Regions from separate parts of the Homo sapiens genome. Here region 2 is linked to region 1. A link is an interaction called in ENCODE POLR2A ChIA-PET data of the cell type or tissue named here. Cell type or tissue: CD4-positive, alpha-beta T cell. All regions are shown on one strand. Each heading gives the region's core, and the rest is flanking DNA. Links, peaks and the distances in the headings are about the cores only.

The links. ChIA-PET counts read pairs that join two places held together with the same protein. Peaks named below come from ENCODE experiments on the same cell type or tissue, not always from the same donor. Only the 100,000 strongest peaks of a DNase experiment are listed, where the experiment ranks them.
Region 2: POLR2A ChIA-PET joins it to region 1 with 15 read pairs; 8 of 35 experiments call an interaction of 5 or more read pairs at or near these places.

The regions. Positions count from the first base shown.
Region 1 is chr6:30,322,606-30,332,902 of GRCh38, forward strand. It overlaps TRIM39 (tripartite motif containing 39), which reads left to right and starts at 4,322. Exons shown (of 8, transcript NM_001369521.2): 1 at 4,322-4,390; 2 at 6,284-6,436; 3 at 6,706-7,165; 4 at 8,176-8,271. The coding sequence starts at 6,713. It overlaps TRIM39-RPP21 (TRIM39-RPP21 readthrough), which reads left to right and starts at 6,706. Exons shown (of 10, transcript NM_001199119.1): 1 at 6,706-7,165; 2 at 8,176-8,271. The coding sequence starts at 6,713. HCG17 (HLA complex group 17) reads right to left here and starts at 3,529. Exons shown (of 5, transcript NR_052012.1): 1 at 3,404-3,529. It overlaps HCG18 (HLA complex group 18), which reads right to left and starts at 4,551. Exons shown (of 3, transcript NR_102327.1): 1 at 3,546-4,551. RefSeq lists enhancers at 2,358-3,001, 6,239-7,438. In CD4-positive, alpha-beta T cell, for the core only: no CTCF peak of the experiment used is centred there; DNase peaks (open chromatin) are centred at 3,256, 3,826, 4,286, 4,606 and 2 weaker places; H3K4me3 peaks cover 2,930 bases; H3K27ac peaks cover 3,086 bases.
Region 2 is chr6:30,061,551-30,071,847 of GRCh38, forward strand. POLR1H (RNA polymerase I subunit H) reads left to right here. Exons shown (of 4, transcript NM_170783.4): 1 at 1-119; 2 at 367-467; 3 at 674-783; 4 at 3,123-3,357. The coding sequence ends at 3,147. PPP1R11 (protein phosphatase 1 regulatory inhibitor subunit 11) reads left to right here and starts at 5,648. Exons shown (of 3, transcript NM_021959.3): 1 at 5,648-5,929; 2 at 7,040-7,148; 3 at 7,554-8,783. The coding sequence starts at 5,861. The coding sequence ends at 7,756. It overlaps RNF39 (ring finger protein 39), which reads right to left. Exons shown (of 4, transcript NM_025236.4): 4 at 8,720-10,141. The coding sequence ends at 9,561. RefSeq lists an enhancer at 1-474. In CD4-positive, alpha-beta T cell, for the core only: no CTCF peak of the experiment used is centred there; DNase peaks (open chromatin) are centred at 1,421, 4,731 and 5,521; H3K4me3 peaks cover 1,978 bases; H3K27ac peaks cover 1,865 bases; H3K27me3 peaks cover 105 bases.

The DNA of each region.
Region 1 (10,297 bases), core at 1,289-9,288:
CAGCTGTGTGGGAGATCAGTCTCCCCGAGCACGGGGGAGCAGAGTTTTAAAAGATAACTTCGTGGGTGGGGGGAAGCCAGTGAGCCAGAAGTGCTGATTGGTCAGGGATGAAACTGTAGGGAATCAAAACCGTCTTCCTGCACTGAGTCAGTTCCTGGGTGGGGGCCACATAATCAGATGAGCCACTTTGGGCAGCCAAAGTGAGTGGATCACCGGAGGTCGGGAATTGGAAACCAGCCTGGCCAACATTGTGAAACCCTGTCTCTACTAAAAAACAAAAAAAAAAAAACAAACAGAAAAAGCCAGGCGTGATGGCAGGTGCCTGTAATCCCAGCTACTCGAGAGGCTGAGACAGGAGAATCACTTGAATCCGGGAGGCGGAGGTTGCAGTGAGCCGAGATCGTGCCATTTGCACTCCAGCCTGGGCGACAAGAGCAAGACTCCGTCTCCAAAAAAAAAAAAAAAAAAAAAAAGAGCCAGTTTATTGATGTGGGTAGTGCCAGCTGACCCATCAAGTACGGGGTCTGCAAAATACCTCAAGCACTGATCACAGGAGCAGTTTAGGGAGGGTCAGAATCTTGCAGCCTCCAGCTGCATGACTACTAAACCAAAAATTCTAATCCTGTGGCTAATGTTAGTCTAGTCCTCAGACAAGAAGGAAGTCTGCTTTGGGAAAGGGCTGTTACCCTCTTTGTTTATAAACTAAGTTTCTCCCAAAGTTAGTTCAGCCTACGCCCAGGAATGAACAAGAACAGCTTGGAGCTTAGAAGCAAGATGGAGTCGGTTACGTTAGATTTCTTTCACTGTCTCAGTCATCATTTTGCAAAGGCTGTTTCAGTTCTTCCTTTCTAATAAACTTTCCTTTTTTCAAACCTATACTGTTTGTAGGTATGGTAAATTCATTTTACCAACCTGCGAGTTGACCACTTCCCGGTGCCAGGGCTCTGACACCTTGCCAGGCACTTACGGAAAGATAATTGTAAAAATCTAATAGAATTTTAAATTTCCATGCCTTCGAACCCAGCAGCCAAACTTCCAGAAATTTATCCTACTAATATAATGGCACGACGATCTAAAGAGATATGTACAAGGATGTTCTCGACAGCCTTTATTTAATAAGATGTGGAAAGAACCTTAAATGTCTACTCAAAATTGTTGAATAAATCACATGTCTACAAAATGAATAATGCAGACTTTAAAAAGAGTGAGGTAGCTCTATGTCACCAAACTGGAACAATAAAAGCCACTATAAAGTATAAAAAGCAAGCTGAAGACTGTCTCTATGTTTGAAATTTTTCATAATAAAAAATGAAAAAAATGGAGGGGGATTAGATATATTGCCTTTTCATGAGTAAGAATCTCACAAGTCTTGGACAATTAAACCCCGCCTTCATCCCTCCCATCTCATCATATCTGACCTCAACCAGTTTCCTACCTACACTGCTTATATGCCCATTTGCTCTATATGACTCAGTCATTTCAAGATTGCTTCTGTTTTCCCTTATTGATATAAAAATATTAAAAATGTATATTTAAAATTTGTTTAATTACATCCCATTATTACAGTTCATTTTTGCATATTCCTGTGTTGAAAATCCTTTGGTATAAATCAACATCAAAACTCGGTGTTATTCCACTTTTCTTGAACTGTAATCCTTTTTAAACAAGGAATATACCTTTTCTTGTTTAGAGAATATACGTACATTCATAAATCTTGGCAACTTTCAAAGGCCATAACAAATTTGTGTTAAGAATTCAGATCCCCTTTATTATTGTGGTAAACAGACAGATGAAATTAAGAGATTATAGCTTGTTTTCACTCTCTCCCAATTACTATCGCTTGAAAAATACCGGATATTTCATTATTATCCTGTCCGGAGTCGGCAAACTACGGTCTACTATCTGTCTTCGTATACGTCAAAAGCTAAGAATGGTTTTTACATTTTTAAATGACTGGGGAGGGAGGGCCAGAATCCAAGGGGAGTATTTAATGACACTTGAAAATGTTATTAAATTCAAATTTTAGCATCCATAATAAAGTTTCATTGACACACAGCCATGCTCATTTAGCTTTTGTTTGTTTTTGGAGACAGAGTCTCGCTCTGTCGCCCAGGCTGGAGTGCAGTGGCGAGATCTCGGCTCACTGCAACCTCTGCCTCCTGCTTTCAAGCCATTCTCCTGCCTCCGCCTTCCAGGTAGCTGGGATTACAGGTGCGCGCCACACGCGCCACACGCCCGGCTAATTTTTGTCTCTACTAAAAAGTAGAGACAGGGTTTCGCTATGTTGGCCAGGCTGGTCTCAAACTCCTGACCTCAGGTGATCCACCCGCCTCGGCCTCCCAAAGTGATAGGATTACAGGCGTGAGCCACCGCGCCCAGCCTTCATTTAGTACTGTCTAATGATGTTTTCATACTGCAAGGAGAAAGCTGAGTATGGACCACAAGGCCAAAAAGATGTCCTCTCTGGCTCTCTACAGCAAAGATTTGCCAAGCCCTGTTATATGTCATACTACTTGCGCTTCATAATTTTATAGTTTTACCTAGACAGTCTCCCTTTTTTCCTTCCATATTCAGCATAAAATCCCCTTAATATCAGTCTCTAGGCAAGCACATTCTTCACAGTCCTTAGAACTGGACCTCCTCTTGTTAATTTCCTTAGTCTAATCACATTCCTCCTGGTTATCTACAAACAGAAAGCCAGAAAGGAGGGCTATCAACATCTTAAGCGCCACAAATTAACAAATCAAAACCAAATCTCTCTCTCCCTCCGAAGCCACGGCTAAGGAGGCTCACTGCCCAGTTAGTGGCTTTCAAACTACCCTTACAAGTGAGACATCTTGTGAATTAGAACAAGTGCTGCTGCTAAAATCCCTAACGGCTACATAGCAATGTGAAAAAAGGTATCAAATGTAATTTTCTCAAATTTAATCTTCTTCAATTCTTGGCACAAAAAAAGGAACAGTAAAGGTAGACAACTGTAATTAGCATGTGTGATCCCAAATCTTTATACCTTAGATACTGGATTATATTTTCAGCAAGTAAATAGTTTCTGGCTCCCAAGATGAGAGGTTAAATAATGCAGGGTGTTTGTAAACAGCAGCACAATTTACACCGGAAATTAGGGCCCTTTCTCACCGAGGAGAGTACAGCAAAATCTGCTCATCTCTTTCAATGAATATTCTCCATGACTAGTGCTGGCGGCGGGGAGGCGGAGCAAGCTATCTTTTCTACCAGCCGTGTCACACCCCTCCTAGCACTAACCCCTCCTCCTCAGCCTTTTCACACCTCTACCCACTACTAGCCCCTCCCCAGCCCCATCACCTCTTCCCGGGCCCCTCACACCTCTCCCAGCATACTCTTCCCCAGCCTCATCACCTCACCCACTTCCTCCAAAATCACTGACCTGCTAAGCTTCCAGCAGCAGGCGGGCAAAGCAGGGAGGCTGTAATGCAAAAGTCCGCAGTCCCTACACAAACACTATCTGCTCCTGCGGAGAAACTCAAGTCACAGCCCCAGAAGTGGAAAGAACAGGCCTTGGCTCTCACCCAGTTAACAAGCGTTTATCCAGCGCACGTGTTGCGGTCGGACCCCATGCGAAGGAGCTAAGGACACAAAGGTGAGCAGCAGAGACGCGGTTCCAGCTCTCCCCCGGCTCCCACTCCAGCGGGATAGGTAGATAATTTCGGTAAATTTCGCCAAGCAGGGGCAGGACAAAGAGTATTTGAAGTCTACCGCGGGGAGAACTTACCTAATCCTTGAATGTTAAAAGGCTAAAAACTCCACTAGTCGGAAGTGACGTGCCAGCTTAGCCCCGCAGGTCCGCCACGTAATTGGCCGCCGCCACAGCTAGCCACCCTCTCCCCAGACTGGCCCGAAGAGAGGAAAAGTGTGGAAGTCCACAAGCCGCCCCCGCCCCGCCCTCTTCGTCGACTTTCAGCTGCACCGGGAGGCGGCGGCGCCTGGCCAGAGCCGGGGCCTGGAGCCTGGACTAGACAGCCTCGCCGGCCGGGGCGCCAGTCCAGCGCCCTGCGGGCAATGGGCTTCAGCGCTCGAGCACGCGCATGCGCGGGCCTGTATCTCCAGAGGATTCCTCGGGTCACCTGGACGCCAGCATCTCAGCCACCTGCCCCTCTGGGTCCCTTCTTGCCCTTGATTCCCCCTGCTGCTTCTCATCGCCAGCCCTCCTCCTCCTTCTTCCGCAGGCACCGCTAGACCCGGCCGCGGCCGCCCGCCGACACCCCAGCTTCCACTGACACGAGCCTCGGCGCGGCTTCCGCTTCCGGCGAGTATTGTGTGTCGCGCCGCGGGGCGGGGGCGAGGGGAGGAGGAAGGAGGGAGGCAGCGCTCCGGCGGCTCCGCGCCCCGCACTCCCGGACCCGAAGCCGGGAAGGTAGGTGCTGTCCCGCCGCCGCGCCCGAGCCTGGGGCCTGCGCTCGCCGGCCGGCTCCGCAAGCCGCGTCCCAGCGCCCCGCGACTGCGTCACCGGCCCCCCGCACGTAACCACAGCTGCCTCCGCCCGCCTCGGGCCCGGGCGGACGTTTTGCCGCCCCGGCGACGTCAGCGCGTCCGGCGTTGCTTGGCTACCCCGCCGTTCCCCCGTCCCGCTGCTGCTCACCTCCCCGGGTGAAACTCTGACGCAGTCACCGCGGGTCTCGGCAGCGTCATAGCGGCGGGCATCCCATCTGCACGTCACACCTCTTTCTCACCTGGACACGCATCCCTTCCTACCCTGCCAGCCACGACGTTTCCTCTTTCCCCTCTCCAATGCCCCAGCCCCAGATCTGGCGGAAGAAGATGGAGAACGGGGGTGGGACAGAGTTGTGGACAACCTCTCAGGAGAGGGTCGCAAGGTGGGACCCTGAACAGTGGTAGAAACAAAATGAGATTGTCCCTGAAGTTTGCCCTTCAGCTGAGACACAAGGAGTAGAGGAAGAGGAAGGACTAACGCAGAGGCACTCAAGGTCTCACTATGACTGTAGTTGAGAGTCCTCTCCCTTCTTCCCTAACCCTTTCCCCATTTCTCTCACCACTTCTTTGCCAGTCTAGATCCGTCCTGGTGCCTTACTGTGCATACAGTTCTACTCGTCTCAGGTGAGGAGGCCACTTAATTTGTAAAAGACTGAGGAAGGGGTAGGATCACCACAAGTCAAAGTTGGATTCCCACAGATAGAAATCATCTGACTGAACTTCTCTCCTATTGCTGACAGAAGAAATTCAAATCCAAAGAAGTTATCAGTTCCTACTCCAAATCAAACACATTTGTGTGTGCCAACAATATATACAGGAACAATTGTTGTTAACCTACCTCATTACATGGCCACTTATCTCTCAGCACATAGATCTACCAAATTTCCTTCCTTCCAGTAGGTCCCTGGAGAAGGATGGGGGTCGGGAGGAGAAAAGGTTATGGGGATAGTTAAATCAACTTACCCATGGCTAAAAGTATGGATGTTTTAAGGATGGAGTAGGGGGCCAGCCTTGTGTTTTATAAATCTCTCCTATGCATTTCCAATTCTTCTGAGGCTGCGCTTGAGGGAGATCTCATTGCCTCTTTTGTGTCTCTTAATTCGCAACCACTCCAGGACCTATAAGTTGGAGACACACTATGCCCAGGGTGTTAGTTATCAATAGCTATATTGAAAGATTCCAGTCACTACAAATAGACTCGTTGCTCTCTTTTCAAGAAGTCGTTGGCCTGAGCTCAGCAATATTTAATATGGTTGCCATAATTTATCAGTTTTCAGCAGTTCTGAGTGTCCAGATGAACACAAGAGAAATGGAATGTTGCGTGAAATGTCATTCCAAGAAGAGAGCAGATTTCCTTTAGGCTAGTCTGATGGATAAAAGGAAGAATAATTTCAGATTTTCCTGAAAAGAGGAGGTTGCCTTTGCCTCATTCATTCCATTTGTTAGCCTTTAGAGCAGTGGTATCTAACCCTTTCAATATGAGGACTCTCTTTGCTTATCTGTGGTGGCTGATAAAAATTATGCATGGACCTTCTGTGGTGGTGATAGAACAAAAGTTATGCATGGACTTTTTTTTTTTTAAGCTTATCAGCTGTCATTAGTGTCAATGTATTTTATGTCTGGCCCAAGACACTTCTTCCAGTGGGCCCAGGGAAGCCAAAAGGTTGGATATTGTGATTTAGAAGAATGAGAGAACAGTGTCAGAGAATCAAGCTTAGACTCCAGTGGATTAATCATAAAGCTCTTATAACATTAAACTTTAAAATATGGTTAATTTAAGAAATGTTAATATTTTTATGACTTTTTTACTTCTCAGATTCCTTTCTTGTCTGTTAGAAACGTATGTCAAACGAGGATACAGTGTCTGGAACTATTGGTTCTAAGATATAAGTGGAATGAGCCTGGATCAGGAGAAGTATGCTGAGCTAGAGTTGAAGGAAGCTTCTCTTTCTAACAAGAGAAAGCAGAGGTAAGAGACAAGATAGATCAATTGGGGGTTGTGTGTCAGTTTACTAACAAGAAAAAAAAGGTTGATGGCTGGGAGTCACAAGTTTTGAAAATGGAGAAACAAAGAGGTTGAATTGATTGGAAGAGAAGATGGAGAATAACAAGAAGGGGCAAATCTGGAGTTAGGACTTAACATAGGGATAAATGTCGGGTCAGGGATGCAAAAAAAAAAAAAAGAAAAAACCTCCAATTAATATTTTTATTTTCTCTGTCCTCTTCCCCACTCCCAAGTTAAATTATGGCAGAGACAAGTCTGTTAGAGGCTGGGGCCTCTGCAGCCTCTACAGCTGCGGCTTTGGAGAACTTACAGGTGGAGGCGAGCTGCTCTGTGTGCCTGGAGTATCTGAAGGAACCTGTCATCATTGAGTGTGGGCACAACTTCTGCAAAGCTTGCATCACCCGCTGGTGGGAGGACCTAGAGAGGGACTTCCCTTGTCCTGTCTGTCGAAAGACATCCCGCTACCGCAGTCTCCGACCTAATCGGCAACTAGGCAGTATGGTGGAAATTGCCAAGCAGCTCCAGGCCGTCAAGCGGAAGATCCGGGATGAGAGCCTCTGCCCCCAACACCATGAGGCCCTCAGCCTTTTCTGTTATGAGGACCAGGAGGCTGTATGCTTGATATGTGCAATTTCCCACACCCACCGGGCCCACACCGTTGTGCCACTGGACGATGCTACACAGGAGTACAAGGTGGGGAAGCAGACACACGATGTCAGTGTGGGTAAAAAGGGAGAAGCGGCAGAGGATGAGATACTCCCTAGGTAGAGATCGTAAGCTCCTACTACTCACTTTGTATTCTCAGAGCTGCATATGCAGGGGCACACAGTATGTGTGATCAGTTGTCCTCTAGCCTGAAAAAGAGCAATGGTGAGAAGTGCCCTAAAATTTCTCTCTGACTTTTGCAATACATGTGAGTCTTATGGGTGAATATTGGTATGTGTGGTCATATTTTTCATAAATGAATGAAACCACATGGAAAAGATTAAACTTAGGAAGAACTGAAAAGTAGTCTGGTTTCTTCATTCTGCCTGCCTGCTCAGAATGCTCCTTGTTTTCACACTGGTTATTGGGCATAGGTAATATCGCTTGAGACTGATACCTACCGGACTAAGCTGAACCATTCAATTGTTTGCAGCTTCTCTAGGTAATGGGTAACATGGCATATCATTTAACTTACTGCTGAGACAAAGGAAAATGTTTGAATAAAGGGAACAGAGATATGAATGTGTTAGCATTTTATCATATACTTTGCTTAGTTATGTTACTCTTGAAAACAAGATTTCAGGTAACTTACAGTATAATAACCATGTTTTTATTGTAGGTGGACAGAGGTGGATGGGAGGACAGGTTTAAAGAGAGATATTAGGGTACAGAAGGTTGCTTGGATGGTAATAGGCAGTTGCCTCAGTAAGAAAATGGAAAGAGTTGAGAAAGGACACAGAGTTGATGACAGCTATCTCAGATTCAGTAAAAGGACAGTTGGGTGAGCAGAGAAGGTGATGTGGACAGGCTAGTGGCAGGAGGAGGGACTGTAGAAAGTTGACATCCCAAATGACAGGCAAGGAAGGAAGTCAGATCAAGAGGCAGTAAGATGGCTAGGAAGCAAATAAATGGTTTAAAACAAATGGTTTAATCTCTGAATGGTAGGTATACCAGTCAACCCCAAATGTCACCTCTCCCACTTCCTCCCTACCCCTCAGGAAAAACTGCAGAAGTGTCTGGAGCCCCTGGAACAGAAGCTGCAGGAGATCACTCGCTGCAAGTCCTCTGAGGAGAAGAAGCCTGGTGAGCTCAAGGTAAAGGCAGGCAATCCCATGTAGGCTGCTCTGAAGGGTATTTGCCTATGAGGGAATTAACTGTACACTATTTAATCCACCAGTTCCGGTTCATTAGAAAAATGCAGTTCTCGCCGGACATGGTGGCTCACACCTGTAATCCCAGCAATTCTGGAGGCCAAGGTGGGCAGATTGCTTGAGCTCAGGAGTTTGAGACCACCCTGGGCAACATGGTGAAACCCTGTCTTTACTAAAAACAAAAAATTAGCCGGGCATGGTGGCACATGCCTGTAGTCCCAGCGACTTGGGCGGCTGAGGCAGGAGAATTGCTTGAACCTGGGAGGCGGAGGTTGCAGTGAGCCAAGATCACACCATTGTACTCCAGCCTGGGCAACAGAGCAAGGCTCTGTCTCAAACAAACAAAAAAAACAAACAAAAAAAAAAAGAACAATGTAGTTCTCTCAAAAATGATGGCATTTTATTAGGCTTGATTGTCATTAAACATTGTACTTAAATTACTTGTCATGAATTAAGTATTAAGAGGGATTTAAGAGATGAAGAACAGACAGAATATCTTACATCTGGTGAGCTGAGAGAGTTCGTGCCTCTTGGTCTCCTTTTTTTGTTAAAGCAGCAAAGGAGGCTTTCTGCTGAGAAGGCAGGGATGGGAGTTTCTTAGAGGACTTGAAGAGAGGAGAATATGGAAGATTCACTGGGGAGAAAGGGAAAAGGAGCTGACCAAGAGTCTCAGAAGAACTATCTAATGACATTAGGACCACATTCTTAAAACTCAAGTAAGCTTACATATGCTAGAATGTTCTCCCCCTCCCCATCCTCCACCATAGGATCTTATTCATCTCTCAGGCGGGATGAAAGCCACTTCCTATGCAGCCTTTCCTGACCCTTCAGAAATTAACATTCTTAATTTTCATACAATTTTGCACCTCTTTTATAGCATTGCCTTATTTGTAGCATGGTATTTTGGTGTCTGTCTGTCTTCCATTGAACAGTGAACAATTATCATTTGTAGCAAAAATAACTAGAATTGAGTCCTATGCATTAATTCATTAGGTATCCGTAACATTCCAGATTTATAGGGTTGTTAGGGTCTTAGAGTTCAGGCCAAATTGGGATAAGTGAGACATAGAAAAGCTACGAGAAAGAGACAGAAGGAAATCCTGAGGCCATCTTTAGTAAGATGTAGGGGTAAACCTAGATATTCTTTAAGGTAGGTATTATTACCTTCAGCTTACACAGAAGGAAATGGACCTTGGGTAAGTGACTAGTCCAAGATCATAAAGCCAGTAAGTGGCAAAACCAGGAATACTAGTTCTTCGTGAATCAGTAAATATTTGTTAAGCTCCTGGTTTAGGCCAAACCCGGTATTTGACACTGGGGAACAATGATGAGCAAAAACACAGTTCCTGCCCTCCTTGAGCTTAAAGTTAAGTGGAGAAAATAAGTAATGGCACAAAATGCACAGCTGCAAGTTCATAAGAAGACAACATAGAAATTTGGCCTCATTAAAGGTTTCCCGAAGAAGTAATGAGTTTTTAAGAGTTGACATGTAGAGATCACCAGAAGCTAAATCCAAGTTTTGATTCATAGAAACATGAATTTTTAAATGAATGATAACATTTCATCAGAAAGCAAGTATTATTACCTTAGTGCCTTATACATTTTAGCAAAGTAAGCATTTGAAATTTTAAAATTTGAACCAATTTTGGTTAGAAATGTGAACTTTTAAAGTTTTTTGTTCTTTTAGAGGCCTTCCAAGAAACCTAAAAATATGAAAATGGTGCTTATTGCTAGTCATTAACTTTCTTCTTCATGTTGATCACCTTCTTGAAGGTAAAGGATGGAGAGAGAAATATACCTTTTTAAAACCTTCTAAATGCTTGAACAGAACTGTCCTGTTTTTTAAACTGTAAATTGTCATTTCAGTGGTCTCCAAAACTACCACCAACATTCCTCTTGTGACCATTTGAATTCTCCCTCCTTCTCCCTCATCAGACTCAATGCCCCTTTAAAAAATAATTTGTAATTA
Region 2 (10,297 bases), core at 1,026-9,025, 260 kb before region 1:
TTGCTCCAGCTTTCAGTCGGACCTGGATTTCTGTTCAGATTGCGGCTCGGTCCTGCCTCTGCCCGGGGCTCAGGATACGGTCACCTGTATTCGCTGTGGCTTCAACATCAACGTTCGGGGTGAGAGGCTTGTACGCAGGGGTCCTGGCGGAGGGCGCAGGGTCGGAAGCTTGGGGAACTCAAGATCGGTTGGGTTGAGGAGGGGATCCTAGAGCAGGACATCAGGCGGTTGTACATTTGGTCTAGCGATGAAAACTGAGGGAAAGGATGTAGGGCCTCCTGGCCTAACCAGCCAGGGGAAAGGGGAGGTTTCCGGTGTCAGCTCTCTCTGGTTGTCTCCATAACCAGTTCTTACTTGCCTGTGCAGACTTTGAGGGGAAGGTTGTGAAGACTTCGGTTGTGTTCCACCAACTGGGGACAGCCATGCCTATGTCGGTGGAGGAAGGGCCTGAGTGCCAGGGACCTGTGGTAAGCTAATGAGATCAAGAACTGGCTCCATAAGGTGGGTAGGAAAGAAATGGAGGAGTGATTGCAAAGCTCTGGAGAGTTTTGTGCCCAATTCCAAGAGGGAAAAGAGATGTAAACCATCGACGTTTGAGAGGCGTGATCGCCTGATTCCTGTGGGAAGTAAGGGGATATGACCAGGCCTCCCTAACCCACCAGTTTCTTCCCAGGTTGACAGGCGCTGCCCTCGATGTGGTCATGAAGGAATGGCATACCACACCAGACAGATGCGTTCAGCCGATGAAGGGCAAACTGTCTTCTACACCTGTACCAACTGCAAGTGAGTATTCTTTCCCCTCCCTCTGCTCAGTCTGTTTGCTAACTAAACAAATCCAGTGATTTATTTTTTTGTACGAAATGGCCGTTTCCCTTGGTCCCATCCCTTATTTCTGTGCAGTTCTGGTAATAGGGAGATTTGTAGTTGTTTTTTATTTTTTTAAGTTACACTTTTTTAAACCTTTTTATAACCAGTGAAATAAACCTTTTAGGATTTTTTTTTTTTTTTTTTTTTTTTTTTGACAGGGTGTCGCTCTGTCACCTAGCCTGGAGTGCAGCGAGGCAATCTTGGCTCACTGCAACCTCCGCCTCCTGGGCTCAGGTAATCCTCCCACCTCAGCCTCCAAAGTAGCTGGGACCACAGACACATGCCACCACGCCTGGCTTTTTTTTTTTTTTTTTTTTTTTTTTTTTGTATTTTTAGTAGAGATGGGGTTTCTCTATGTTTCCCAGGCTGGTCTTGAACTTCTGAGCTCAAGTGATCCACCCACCTCAGCATCCCAAAGTGCTGGGATTACAGGCATGAGCCACCCCGCCTGACCTACTTTTAGGATATTTAAAAGGAAATGAAGAAAAAAAAAACAACATAAGAAGCAGGTATTGTTTAGTGGTCAGCATCTTATACTGCAGTCTTCAACCGCAGTCAAGGTAGCTTTCTTTGGAGAGAATTAGTCACACATGACTTAGAGAACATGGGCTTTCTGAATGCTTTTAAGACCTCATTTTTGTCTTTGGTGTTCTGCAGTCACTATAGTATATCAAAATACGATTTTCTTTTATTCTGTTTGGGATTTGTTGGACTTTCTGAAACTGAGAGTGGACTTTTTTTTCATCAACCTTGGAAAATTATCAGCCATCATCTCTTTTAATATTCTCTTTCCCCCATGTTCTCAGTCCTCACATTCTGGACCTCGAATTAGTTACTAGAAAGAGGTTTCTCTCTTCTGTCCTCCATTTCTCTCACCTTCTTTTCATATTTTCAATTGCTGTTCTCTTTATGCCACCTTCTGAGTAATTTCTTCAGGTCCCTCTTCCATGTCACTAATTCTGTCTTCAGTTTATTTCAAGTATTATTATTTTTTACTATTGTTATTATTTTGAGTTCTATTTAATTACTTTTCAAATCTCCTTAATTTTTAAATAATTATCAGTTCTTTAATCATATTTTAAATTGTTCCTTTTATTATTCTTTAAATATATATTTAAAATATTAAATATGGTTATTATATTCTATGTCTTATAATTCTGATATCTGCGGATTTTGTGTGTCTGATGCTGCTGTCTTTTGTTTCTGCTGTCTCTCTCATAGTGCTTTTTTTCTTTGTTTTGTGATTTTTGACTATAAATTCGAGTTTTTTAGAACTTGAACTGTAGGAATTCTTTGAGGCCTTGGGCGAGTGCTGTATTCTCAGCATTTGTGTTTCTTTTCTAGGTGCCTTGAAGCACTATCAAGCTGGAATTACTTTAAATAAATTCTTGGCTTCATGTTTTTTGGAGCAGACAGATAGTATGAATTTGAGCTGCAAATCCATGTAAGGGCTAGCTTACAGTTAGAAATTCTCAGGAGAGAGTTTTCTCTCTTTCTACCTACTGAGACAGTCAAATTCCCCTTCTATAGAGTTGAATTTTTTCTTTTCTTGTTCACTTTTACAAGAAAGGGCAGCCTTTTGCAGTTCCCAAATTTATGCACGGGATCTCCTATCAGACCTTATACATTTTGTCCCTCATTTCCTATGCTTCCAGTGACTGTCAAAACAGTATAAAGGGCACCATAGTGTCACTGTCACGTTTCATAGGGACATTAGTTTTAACTTCCCTGTCTGGATTTCTGGTTTTACAGAACTTTTAACCAGTGTGCAGATTGCCTTTACTTTCTTGCCATCTCATCAAAGGATTAAAAATATTCATAGTCAGATATATCTTTTAAAAGTATTTTTTTCCTATCACTGGTTGTCATTTTACCAAAAAAAAAAAAATTTTTTTTAAATAAAAAGAAGATTTTTTTTCCCAGCGTGTGGCTTGCCTATTTTCTTAACCCTCTTTAAATGAGCAGAAGTTTTAAGTTTTTATAAGGTTCAGCTTATCCTTTTTTTTTTCTTTTACAGCTAGTGCTTTCTGTGTCCTAAGAAATCTTTGCTTTGAGGTTATAACTCATTGGATATATTTTTAATCCCAGAATTTTTAGTTGTCTTGGAATTAGAATTGGAAGTTTGTTTAGGGGAGCCAGTCCTCAATGATGTCATAAATAAAAGTCCTTCCTTGATTATTTGATTGCATATCTTATCTTATACTACTAGAAACTCATCTTTTGGTGAATATAACAAGTCCTTTCTTTCCTCATAGGTTCCAGGAGAAGGAAGACTCTTGACCTTTTTCCTGGGCAACTCTACAGTCCCTCCCTCCTTTCGGAAGGTGAAGGATACTGGGTTTTTAGATGCCTTGTCCATCCTGTCTGGTTGCAATGTTTTGCTCCCAGAAGAGAATCAGATCATCATGTGGGGATTACCATTGTTCCTGGAGTACTCCTACCCTTAGTTGAATTTCCTTATTAAAGTTATATTTTTCTATAAGACCCTGACATATGTATGTTACTTATAATCTGTCTTATTCCAAAAGGAATTTAAATGAGTTTCCAGAGATATATTTATATGAAAAAGAAAAGGGGGAAAAATTAGGACAAAAAAGTAGAGTCAGGAATGAGGCTAATATAAACAAAAAGCAATTGTAAGTATTGCCATACTATTTAAATCTATTTGGTTCCTGAGTTTAGGTTAAGAAAAACTAGGAATTTGGATAGTGAGACATTTAACAGAAATTTTAACCAGATCTCTTTAGCATATAAATTTGGACAACAAAAAATCTGATACTAAGTAATGCCACTAAGTGATCACTATAGGTGAGTATTTTATTAGTATTGAGATAAATACAATACACAGTTGACCCTTGAACAACACAGGTTTGAACTGCTTGAGTCTACATATATGTGGATTTTCTTCTACTTCTGAGACCCATAAGATAGCAGCACATTTAAGCCCTCCTTTTCCTCCTCCTGAGCCTACTCAACATGAAAATGTGATCCACTTCTACTTAATGAATAGTAAATATATTTTCTTTTCCTTATGATTTTCTTAATAATGTTTTCTCTAGCTTACTTGATTGTAAGATTATATGTATTATAAGTATATAATACATATACAAAATATGTGTTAATCAACGGTTTATGTTATTGGTAAGGCATCTGGTCAACAGTAAAGTTTTGGGGGAGTCAAAAGTTATATATGGATTTTTGGCTGTTCAGAGGGTCAGCACCCCTTACCCCCATGTTGTTCAAGGATGAATTGTATATCTATTATAATAGATTCTTACATAGAAAGAAAGAAAAAAGTAAAGTCACAAGGAATCCTACTCCACAGAGATAACCAAATTATACTGTATATCTGTGCTTGTGTATATGTATGTGGCTCTGTATATGTGTGTTGCTATATATGTGTTTGGTTTTTTTAATGGACTAGACATGCTGAACTATATCTTGCTTTTTTCTGTTTGAACTAAAAACTTTCAAGGGGAACAAATGCATACTCAGGTCCCGCATTCCTTGGCTCAAATAGTGATCAAGGGGTTACTGTAATAATTATCATATAATTGTGTGGCCCTTTATATATATTCAGAGCTCTCAAACATAGCTATCTTGTTTGACCCCCACAGCAACCTGGAGAATGGGCAGGGCAGTCTTCCCCACTGTACGTTTGAACTGTTCTGGCAGTTGACTTTCCTGACCCACTCCTGAAATCTGAAACAAACCTGTTCATGTTTCTACCCTACTTTAAGCCTTTCTCTGGCCCATAACAGTGATTGGATTAAGCTTAATTTCTTAGCAAAGCATACAGGTTCTTCCATATAACCACTGCCTACCTGTCAAGCTTCATCTGGCACTCCCTCAGATCCAAGCGGTACAAAACTCCATTTCCTGTAGTGCACACATCTACAACTTTTTAAGCTGCTCTTCTAAAAAAACCTACTTGTCGGCCTTCCTGGTTCTTGTTTTACCACTTTCTTTTGCTCTCTAAGAAACGTGCATATATTTTTATAAAATAGCCTATACTGTAATTTACGACCATTTCTCTGCTTCATCCTACTCATCACCCCAGAGAGAACGAATATGTTGGCAGTATGTAACTACATTCAGATTTACAAATCAGACATGGCATTTGTTAATGCCCCAGTGTTTCATATTTTTGTTAGTTTTCAGCATGCCTGTCTTTCCTACTAGAGCTAAAAGGCAGGGTCTGAGCGTCTTACGCGCCTCCATCTTCAAGGCGTAGCACAGTGACTGAAAAAAACTGACGTTGAACGTGCACTAAACTGAACTGCTCAAACACCTACAGGCACAGGGCGAGGGGTAGAACCACATCGCTTGACTCTTAAGTGTGTTTCCAACTGCTCCCACTTCCCGTTTTCTTTAGAGAAACCCAGACCAAACAAGGAAAGGGAAATAGGCCACGGTAGGGTCATTACTATTGCTCCTTAAGCTTCCTCGCCGGTCCACCTACCCAGACAAGGCAAACGGAAATCTGCAGCAGGACTCAGCTTGGTGCACACAACTCCGCCCTCGCCACACCCACTCTGCAGCGTCTGGCCCGGCAATACCCATCTGGGCGCCCCTCCTGCTTCCTCTAGGCTGTGAGTACGCGTGCTGCCCCAGACTCTCCCTCCTCCACCCACACCCGCAGTGACACCCCTTCCGCCAAATTTGTTTCTCTTTCTTTCAGCGCCTGCGCGCTGTCACGTTACGGCGGAACTAATCCAGCGACGCCTGCGCTTTGACGCATTTGGTGCCGTGGAAGGGAAAAAGGGGGACTGCAGTATGCGTCACACCCGGAAGCGGCGAGCCGGAAGTGGGGTTAGCCAGGTTATCCCCAGGGGTGGAGAAGCGGAGGCCCAGGAGGAGGGGGAATAAAGAAGGTGGAGGATCCTGGCTACCACTCTGAATCCGATACCGCTTCTCTTAGACCTCAGCGACAGAAAAAGGGAAGGGTGTCTCATCCCCCTTCCTCCTCTCCTCCCTGTCCTGAGCCTTAGCCATGGCCGAGGCAGGGGCTGGGCTGAGCGAGACCGTCACTGAGACAACGGTTACCGTGACAACCGAGCCCGTGAGAAAGGCGGGGGGGCGGTGCTGTTTAGGGGTCTGGGAGATACTGGGAGGGAGGGGACAGGGATTAGAAGAGTTGTTGGAGGAGCTAGGCCTAGGGATATGGGAGGTGTGGGGTTGAATATCTAGGGCTGGGAGAATCGGAAGGTATTGGAGCTATTTGGAGTGGCAGAGATGGTGCAGGAGGCAGGTCAAGGAACTTGTAATAGGGAGGTACAGTTAGGATATAGGTGTTGCTGCTTGGGGTGGTTATGTGTGTAAGTAATAAACGAAAGGGAAATTGAGGATTAAGGAGCCAGGAAGATGTTGGGAGGAAATCAAAGGTAGTGTAAGAAAGCATGGTTGGAGGCCAACTTATCAATATTATCAATATTGATATTCGAATAAATATTTATTGAATGGATGAATGTAAAAGGAAGTGGCAGGAATGAGGAAACAAGAAAAGGAGATGAAAAGAGGTATTTTGAGAAATCAGAGAGCAAAGATGTAAATGGAGAAACAAGAAGTATTTATCCAAAAACATGTTAAGTTGCCTTCAAAGGGAGAAGGTTGCATTGGGCTTAATACTCTTGGATTAAAGGAAGTTTAGTAATTAATAGATTAGTAATACTTGCTACTAGAGATGCCAGGATGCCAGAGAATAGGTGGATAAGAGGTAGGGAGGGCTGGAGCTTGAGAATGAGAGAGGTTTTGTTTGTTTTTTTAAGAGAAAAAGAATAGGGGATCTGGAAAAAGGAAGGGAGATCAAAGATTAGGTGCTGGGGACTGAAAAATAATTTTCATGTATTAATACTACCAAGGATGATTTGGGGAGGAAGACGGAGAAACAGCAAGGATTATATTTTCCTTTGAAGAGTTGCTGGGACCTTTCCTAGGTTAGGAATTGTGTCTTCTCTTATACTGGTGGTATAAGAACAGGAAATAATACTTATTCCTCAAGGGACTATCTGAGGTAAAAGACCTGTTCTGTTTTATCTTCTGTCAGCTCCTCTGGTGCTATGCCTATGGTACTGATTGAGCTAAAGAAGAAAAGAGAGGAGGTTCCCTGGGAGGGAGTGGGAAAGGTTAGTAAGAGGGGACTAGATAGGTATGCTCATCCTTAACCTTCTAGGAGAACCGGAGCCTTACCATCAAACTTCGGAAACGGAAGCCAGAGAAAAAGGTAGAATGGACAAGTGACACTGTGGACAATGAACACATGGGCCGCCGCTCATCCAAATGTGAGTAATTGTTGGCCCGCAGTAGCCCTGGAGTTCTGGCTCCCTTCAGCATATCTTGTATCTACTCATATCCACTGGCTTTCCAGAAGCCCCCAGATGTTCATAGTTCTGTCACTTTTTTGGTGGTGCTGTGGTATCAGGGAAAGAGGTAGGGAAGGGCTAGAACTGGAATTGCCTAGGTCTGACAGCAAGAAGTGTCAGAGGTGGGAGAAGTGGGGCTTTGAATTCGTGGCTCTCTAAGAGGACAAGAGGGGTGGGGCCTGAGTCCCAGAGGGTGGGCCTGGGGAAGCTGGATCCTGGAAGGTAGGAGAAAATAGGAATTTTCACTGAGTTTGAGTGGGAATGGAACTGACTATATATCTTACCCTTCCTCCTCTTTAACTGGGCTCCTCCCTCTAAATCTAGGCTGCTGTATTTATGAGAAACCTCGGGCCTTTGGCGAGAGCTCCACGGAAAGTGATGAGGAGGAAGAAGAGGGCTGTGGTCATACACACTGTGTACGTGGCCACCGCAAAGGACGGCGTCGTGCAACCCTAGGACCGACCCCCACCACCCCTCCCCAGCCTCCTGACCCTTCCCAGCCCCCTCCAGGGCCAATGCAGCACTAAATCCCTCTCTCCTCCAGCATTCCTGTGTCTGTCTGGCCCTAAATGTATCCATGTGGCTACTTCTCCAGCCCCCTCCTTCCCTCTCTTCTGCCTGATAGAGGGAAGAGGAAGAGGAGGACGAACAGAGATCCTGAAATTCTGACTTGCTGCTATTCCAGAACCCAGCCTCCTGGGTTTCCCCAGTCCTCATTTTTCCTCCCAATACCCACCCTTCTCTCTCGAGGGATCTAGGCACCTTGGTCCCAGTGTCTTCCTTTTGTTCTCACTGCCAAACTGCCTGTCCTGGGATCTAGTTATCTTGGCCCTGCACTCTCAACATGAGTAGCGAACACTTAAATTGGGTTTTCAACAGTCCCAGCTTTCACTGCCAGGGTCCCAGTCAGATTCCAGGAATTTGCGCCCTAACTTTGCTTGCTAATCCTGGTTTAGAGCTATCCCACTAAAATATTTAATCCTAATTCTTAGTCCTTGCCTGTGAGATATGAGGTCTTACAGGAGACCTCAGAGCTCCCAGCCCTTCTCCTCCTGCTAACCCTTCTCACACCCTCAAGAGGAGTTAGAAAAGAGGTCCTTGTCATTCTCACCTCTTATGGAAAATGGAATAAGAAATAATCATATCCTTTCTTCCCACCCTTCTCCTGTTATTTAGGATTTCTGACAAAGCTGGCTTGAGATTGGTCACTTAGAGCCGACTGTCTCCTCTGCCTTTTGTTTTTCAGCTTCAGAGACAGATCCAATATAGTCCCAGGGACCTGGGTCTCTGGGAGAGGAAGGAAGAGGGAGGGAGCAAAGAGATTGGGGTATGTCCCCTGTAGTACACTCTTACCTCTTACTTCCTAGACTTTGATTTCTCCGGCAGCCCAGATGTTCAGTTCTCTTGGCCCCTCTCTACCCCTTACTGGGATCCGGTTTTCATTTTCCGGTCCTTTTGCCATACACAGTTACAGAGATCAGTCAAATCCATACCACCACTGAGATCTCATTTATTGCCACAGATGCACAAAATAAATAACCCAAAATCACAAAATGTGTTAAATATGGGCCCATTTATACTTATGGGGAAGGGTGTGAGACTATACACAAGGATGAGTTTGGAGATGTCTGAAGTATTCCCAGGTTGAGGAGGAGAGAGGGGAAATAGCACCATTGGTTCCTTTCCGTGAGTATGTGCGGGGAGAAGTTTCAAGAAGGTTCTTATGGAAAAAAGGCTGTGAGCATAGAAAGCAGTCATAGGAGGTTGGGGAACTAGCTTGTCCCTCCCCACCCCCAGATCCTGCAAAAGAGGTACAAAGCTTCCCAGAGGGCCACAGGGCCCAGACCAGAGTCAAGCCTCTTGTTTTAGGAGAAACCTCAGTGGACAGGCAGGGTAGCCCAGTCCTTAGATCTGTGGGGAAGGCCCTGAGCCCTTCTGGAGCTAGGAGTGGCAAGAGTGGGAGTCAAGTATTTGACCAGCAGAGCCTCTATGTAGGAATCATGGTCACTTTACCAATACTGATGGGGAGGGCCTGTTCCCCATTGCAGGCCTAGAATGGTTTGAATGGGAGAAGTCAGGAAGTACTGTAGTAGCTGTAGGGGAGAGAAGATTCTGAGAGCCAGAAGGCAGGAATGGATTTGGTTTTGAGCAGGGACGTGGAAACGTGGAGACCAGGTGAGGTCTCATTATTTTGGGGCGAAAATGTGGGTTGCTATTAATACTCCTGCAATGGGCGTGTGAATGTGTTCCCAGAAATGAGTGGGGAATTCCACCCCCAAAAAGCAGCTGCAGGGCCAGTGGCCGGGCCAAACTTCTAGTTGGAGACGAGACTCAGCTTTCCGCTGGTACAATGCGGAGCGGAGCACGAGGGTCGCAGGTGCAGAACAGCGGGAAGATGCGCTCCCCCAGGGGGCCAGGCGCCTGGAAGGCGTAAAGCAGGTCGAGTGAGCGGCCGTCGTAGAAGGCCACGCGGCCCCGCTCCCAGTCCAGGTCCACGCGAATGCGCCGCGGCGGGGGCTCAACACCGCCCAGCAGGGTGGGTTCGGGTGCCGTGAGGGCCCACAGGCGGCCGCCGCGGCCCTCCACGGCCCACACGGCCCCCGCAGGGCACAGCCTTACGCAGCCCTTGCGTTGCACTGATTCCCCGGCCGCGCCCACTGCATAGTGGCTCTCCTCGTCGTCCGCATCCTCCCCAGAAGAGTCTCTGCAGGAGGCGGCGTCCGCAGTCTCCACCTCCCAGCAGTGGCGGCCGGCCCCGAAGCCCTGCGCACCCAGCACAGCTGGGAGCTGATCGAAGCGCTTGGGGCCGTCAGGGGGCGCGGGCGTCCCTGGTGGGGCCAGTTGTACGCTGCGGCGGTCGGCGGAGATGAGCAGGCGGCGGTGTGCGGTCCCAGGGTCCAGGGTCAGGTCGGCTGGAGACGGGGAGGCAGGGAGAGGACCTCATGAGAGAGTTTTCTAAATCACAGGCGGGGTAGGGTGGAGAATAGTCAACGAAGATCACGTAAAAGACTGAGAGCTAGTGACCACACAACAGCTCAAAAGGCGACTGCAGGACCAAAAAGAAGGAA